2 separate regions of the Homo sapiens genome follow, and region 2 is linked to region 1. The links are chromatin contacts, found by Hi-C or POLR2A ChIA-PET in ENCODE. All regions are on one chromosome and are shown on one strand. Each heading gives the region's core, a stretch centred on a gene start or an enhancer-like site at or near the end of the contact. The rest is flanking DNA. Distances are from core to core; before and after follow the strand shown.

Region 1 (2,909 bases), core at 267-2,766:
AGACACAGTTTCTTTCCTCAAGGAAATCACAGTCTGTTGGCAGAGATAAGTAGTAATGGTGCCTAATATAGGTAACACTTGCTACCTGCTCCAAGAACAAAGTTAAGCAAGTGATTAAGTTAAGCAATGCTTAGAGGTAGAGGATGTAAGAATGGCCTTAAAAAATGTGTCTTCTGAGATGAGTTTGAAGGATAAATGGAGTAGGAACTTGCCAGATTGAGGTAAGAAGCCTTCCAGACACAGCCCAACAATGCAGCAAAGCCCAATGCTTGACTAACTGGGGCACACAGGGAACACTGCAAAGTTTGGTTTGGATCCTAGAGTGGAAAAGGGAACTAAAGAGAAAAGATTGGTGAGATGAGTTGGGATAAACCTAGGAGTTTGGGCTTAATCCTGAAGCATTGAGGCGGTGTTGAAAATGTTTACACTGGGAAGTTAGGAAAGTAAATATTAGTAGGATGGAAGGATCAGAGAGGCCCTGGGCAGAAATCATAATGTGGGTGACTCCCAGGTTTCTGGCTTGAGTAACTGTTGCCATTCCCAAAATAAGAGAGGCAGGAGGAGAAGAGTTCCAGAGGAAGATGATGAGTTCATTCTTGAGTATGTTGAAGGTTATTGCAGGGTGCCTGTGATGCTCTTGCAACCCCATCCCCACCTTGAAATCCTTCAGAGGCTCCCCGTTCCCTTTAGTCCTGGCCTGGCCTCCAGTGTCTTCTCTCAGCCCTGCCTTCTAATGTGCTTGCTGCAGCCTGAGCAGCTTCGAGTTTCTAGAACTTGCCAGGTTGTGTTCTACATCTTTGAGCCTTCAACTAGAACACCATTTCCCTTCTCCTGCCTTCTGCCTGGCCAGTTGTGGCTCATCCTTCCAGACTCACTCAAGATAAAACATCTCTGAAGGAGGCTTCCCTGACATTGTCTACCACCACCCCCAGCAAGGGCTGATACCAACTGTCAGCAGCTACATACTCACCCCTACTTGACTGTAATGATTTGCATCCATGTCATCTCCTGCCCTACTGTGACATTCCCAGACCACCCCTCACTGGGCAGGTGGCATCTCTGTATCCCTTTTGCCTGGCCCAGATGGAAATTAGGACATCAGTAAATGTAAAATGAACAAATCCAGATGGGAGCATCCAACAGAGAGTTGGAAATTCCAAAAAAAGCAAAATGAAAGGCACCAAAAAAATGCATACAACATTAACACCTTATGTCTACCATTCGCTCCCCCCGCCACCCCCGTCCTCTTCCCTAAGCACTACATTATCTAAAGCCTAGATGTTCAATCATCCAAGCCCATGGCTGTTGGCTTGGTTATGTGTCTGGAATGGAACAGAAAGGGAGGAGGAGTGCAGAGGCCCAAGGAGGAGCATCAGTGAAGGTTTGGAGACTGACCTGGAATTCCTAGCCATCATGGTGGGTACAGTTTACATGAGAGGAAGCCTGGCTTTACACACCTGTTTCCTCTTTCTAAGCTCTGGCCCCTATTTTCTAACACCATCTGGTGGCCACATCTGTAAATAACAAACTCCTCAGGAGCTGAGAGAGCTTCTATAAGGCAAAAGGTCCAGGGATTGGCCTCAGAGGGCTATTATGTATTACAGCCCCAACAAGTTTATATGTATACGAGATTTGCCTTTTCTGATGAGACACTCCAAGAGCTTTTGACCAGAATCTTAAAAACTCCTATAGCCTCCAAAAGGCTTAGAATCCCTGCTACAAAGGATTGATTCTTTTTTTCCCCAAGTGAAATCCTATGAAGAATCATACACAAGCTAAAGAAGCAGACCTAAATCCCTGCTTGCTCAGAACCTCACCCTCCAATTTCCCAAAGCACTTACAGAGAACCTGGAATCTAGTTTGAAAACCACTCTTGTGAAACGAAGGGCTTGTAGAGCATCGGGGCCAGATGGGCCCTTAGAAATCATTGTGACGTACTAGGTCCCACCTGAGAGAGGAGGCTTGGTGATACACACAGCACGTATCAGTAGCAGTACTGGAACCTAACACAAGTCTCCCCTCTTGTTTCTCTTCTCTTTTTACTGCTTGCCTTATTGCCCAAAACCTAAATTTAAAAATGTACTAATCAAAACTTTTTCTATATATAGTTCCCAAACAGGAAACCATTCTTCATATAGATTTCTAGGTCTCTGGAAAGAGATCTTTCCCCTCAAAATGCCTCTTAACCAACCATAAATCATGGTAGAAAATAAATCTAGAGCTTACGTTTGAATAGTTTGTTGTTTGTTTGTGTTGGGGCGTGTGTTTTTTTGAAACAGGGTCTCATTCTGTTTACTAGACTGGAATGCAGTGGTGCGATCATAGCTCACTCTAACTTCGAACTTCTGGGTTCAAGCGATCCTCCTCCCTTAGCCTCACCAGAAGCTAGGACTACAGGTGTGCAGCACCCTGCCCAGCTAGTTCTTTTTTTTTTTTTTTTGGTGGCAATGGAGTCTTATTGTGTTCCCAGGCTGGTCTTGAACTCCTGGCCTCAAGTGAACCTCCCACCTCAGCCTCCCAAAGTGCAGGGATTACAGTCATGAGCCACTGCACACTGCACCTGACCCAAATAATTCTTTTCAACTTACAACATCAATACCCATGGGCTAGTTTCACAGTGGCAGAATAGACTCAGAGAGGTAAAATGACTTGTTTGCTGTTTCCTGTCATCAACTTAAAGGTTCTTTCCACTGTCTCACAACATTTGTGTTCGAATGTGCATATTCTGCGGTACTTAAAACAGTGAACAAATAGGCAATCCATCTGGCTTATTGATACTTGTTCAGGGAGTGGGGGTTATAACCCCTGCTATTAACTGCCATTTGGAGATGGGGGACGGATGAAGTCTAACATTGTTTAAACATTCATATACTAGAGTCTGAACAACCTTCAAAATATGCTTTTAGTCA
Region 2 (2,843 bases), core at 179-2,678, 41 kb before region 1:
AGTGAGATAGGTAGGGGCTGATAATATCATTCCTATCGCAAAAGCAAGGAAACTAAGGCTTAAAGGCACTAAGTGATGATGCCAGAAAGCAGAGTGGAAGGGCCCAGAATCCAAGGCTTTTGACTACCGTCTATGGCTGTGTCCTCTGACTCCTCACTTTTCCCAACCCATTGTCACAGAGCTGTTTACCATGGCTGCTTCTAAGTCACAAAACGGACAGCAAGAAGGAAGAGGAGGAGCAAGAGGTTTATAAATCACTGAGAACTGACTATTCTTTTTTTTTTTTTTTTAAGACGGAGTCTCGCTCTGTTGCCCAGGCTGGAGTGCAGTGGCGCGATCTCAGCTCACTGCAACCTCCACCCTCCACCTCCCGGGTTCAGGCGATTCTCCTGCCTCGGCCTCCTGAGTAGCTGGGATTACAGGCGCACACTACCATGCCCGGCTAATTTTTGTATTTTTAGTAGAAACGGGGTTTCACCATGTTGGCCAGGATGATATTGATCTCCTGATCTCGTGATCCACCCGCCTTGGCCTTCCAAAGTGCTCAGTGCTATCTGTACATCGATATTAACCTCTGATGGCTAAACTAGCAAGATAACATGATCCTTCTTAGAGGAACCTACAAGCTACTGTGAGTTACAGCTCAGGCAATTTAGCTCACCAGAGCCCCATTTTGTAACTCTTGGAGATTTTGAAATAAGGCCAAAGCCTCCACTGTATCTTCTCTACTATTTTAGTTTTTTACCTTCTCGAACTCCTTGGCAGGAATTTCACAGTAGTCACATGTCTAATCTTATGGAATAAAGAATTCCCAAAGTTCTGACCAACTCTTCTTTATATCTTCCCCACCTTTTCTCTACTAAAATTTTAGTGAGACTGTCCCCTTTAAATATTTTGTAAATACTTAAACTTCTAGTAATCCTTAAGTTTCCCGAGTAAGTCAACACTCAAATTATTTTAAGTCCTGGGTCCCACCTGGGGTCAAACGATACCCATAGGAATGCTTTTGGGGAAGTCTTCAGCATCCAGTGAGGAATGTTAGTGGGGTCTTCAAATAGCTCTTTCTAGAGAGAATGACTGGTGCCTTAAAAGTCAGGACCTCTTATTCAAGCTGGATTTCTTACAGCAGGGAGAACTGTGGTAGAGCCAAGTAGTCCATTCAGATTCATTCTGATGACCTTGGTCCTTCCCCCACCATGAAAAGAGAGACAGAGAGCCAGGGAGAAGCCTTGCTCAGAGACCTTACTCTTTCTGTCTTCTCATCCCTGGGAGGGCCTTTTCCTCCCTCATTCCCTCCCTGACCTTTTGGGTTTTGTTTTATTAACTGAAATCAGACCAACTCCTCTGGGGAACCCTTGTTGGAAGCCAAAAGCAAATGTGGGCGGTAATATGCATCTTCTCCCCAGGCTGAGACTCCTCTCTCAAGGAAGAAAGAACAGAGTGGAGACTGACCCAGGCTCCAGCCCAGAGGCGGAGGCTGCTGTCTGAATCACCCACCCTTTTTTTCCACTGAGACAATGAGGAAAATAAATATCCAGACCAGTTTCCAGCCAGATCTGAAATTCTAATTCCTTTAAAAAAAAAAGAAAGAAAAAAAGGTTATTTTAAATAACCCTGAAATATCAGGCCTTCCTCCTCCATCTCTTGCTTGTCATTTTTCATTTACAGCTGGTTCTAGTCATCCACAGAACAGGCCGTGAGTTCAGACATGAGCTCCATAAAATCCTCGCAAATGTTTCTGTGTTGTCCTAGAACAAACTCCAACCTTGACCAACTTCAGGGAATTCCAAATCCTCTGAAGGAGGAAAAGGAGACAGGGAGAAACCTGACCCTATTCTCTTCGTTCTAAGTCTTCATCCTTATTTCTGCCTTTTTTTTTTTTTTTTTTAAATACCAGACACTCCCCCTCACCACCCCAGCCAGCCAGCATAGATAGTCTAGTGTTACCTGCCAAAACCCAAAGACTGTTAGACTTGGGAGCATCTCGTCCCAACTCCACAGCGCCAGAAGCTTTGAATGGCTCCCAAACATCTCATAAGATCCCCCCTACTTTTTTGGTTGAGTGCTTCTGCTTATCCCTATTAAAAGAGGATAATAAATGATTGTTGAATTGGTCCCTGACTGGATTCCAAAGCCCAGTCTAACTCTAATATTGGGCTAGAGGTAGAATTAGAACTTTGTATTTAGTGGTAAGGTCACCTTGGACCTCTGAAGATCTTGATTACGATTAAACATCCGGTTATGTGTAGCGCTACGTAGGATTCAGAACTCTACAAAATCAGTAGATACAGTCTTCTCTCTCTAGGATCTGTGCTGGGAAACAGAGTTCTGGTTTTAAATTTCAGCTTTGTTACGATTTATCTCAGTTTCTTCAACAGTAAACTAGGAGTGATTTCCAAACCTTTTTTAAAGCATTGCTTTTTAACCAAATCTCACATGAAACAGAATAATTTATGAAACAATTGAGAGGGAGCCACTTTGAGTATAGCAGAGGAGAGGGTCAAGTGATACAAGCTGCACTCAACTGCCCACCCTTCCTTCTCCCCACTGGTTGCTTGGGAAGGCTGGCACACAATGTGAGGATACTGGTCCGCAGCAGATGTTTCAAAACAGGGACCTGCAGGGCTGCGCTACAGAAATTTTTATCAGTCCATAAAAATATGAAAACATGAGGAAGATACAATCCATGTTCATAAAACTAAATGTAATCAGATTTTAAGACTTCCCTTTATTCAGAGACTCTTTTTTTTTTTTTTTTTTTTTTTTGAGACGGAGTCTCGCTCTATCACCCAGGCTGGAGTGCAGTGGTGCGATGTTGGCTCACTGCAAACTCTGCCTCCCAG

The links. Hi-C counts contacts between places; a loop is a spot of excess contacts on that map. ChIA-PET counts read pairs that join two places held with the same protein, here RNA polymerase II (POLR2A).
Region 2: a map of CD14-positive monocyte shows a loop between it and region 1 (2.3-fold over the local background). The contact joins two enhancer-like sites. A Hi-C loop is called at or near these places in 1 of 168 maps with a recorded cell type or tissue (CD14-positive monocyte). POLR2A ChIA-PET finds 5 or more read pairs at or near these places in 3 of 52 experiments (MCF 10A, WTC11 and activated CD4-positive, alpha-beta memory T cell).

The regions. Positions count from the first base shown.
Region 1 is chr11:78,227,163-78,230,071 of GRCh38, reverse strand. The region is part of intron 3 of GAB2 (GRB2 associated binding protein 2); the gene reads left to right. It also overlaps a transcript of USP35 not described here. Among named protein-coding and RNA genes, the nearest start is that of USP35, 40 kb to the right of the region's middle. Within about 2 kb of position 1,516, at least 3 of the 41 ENCODE cell types and tissues checked have a DNase peak (open chromatin) inside an H3K27ac peak, as active enhancers do.
Region 2 is chr11:78,267,781-78,270,623 of GRCh38, reverse strand. All of the region lies in intron 2 of GAB2 (GRB2 associated binding protein 2), which reads left to right. Among named protein-coding and RNA genes, the nearest start is that of USP35, 80 kb to the right of the region's middle. Within about 2 kb of position 1,428, at least 11 of the 41 ENCODE cell types and tissues checked have a DNase peak (open chromatin) inside an H3K27ac peak, as active enhancers do.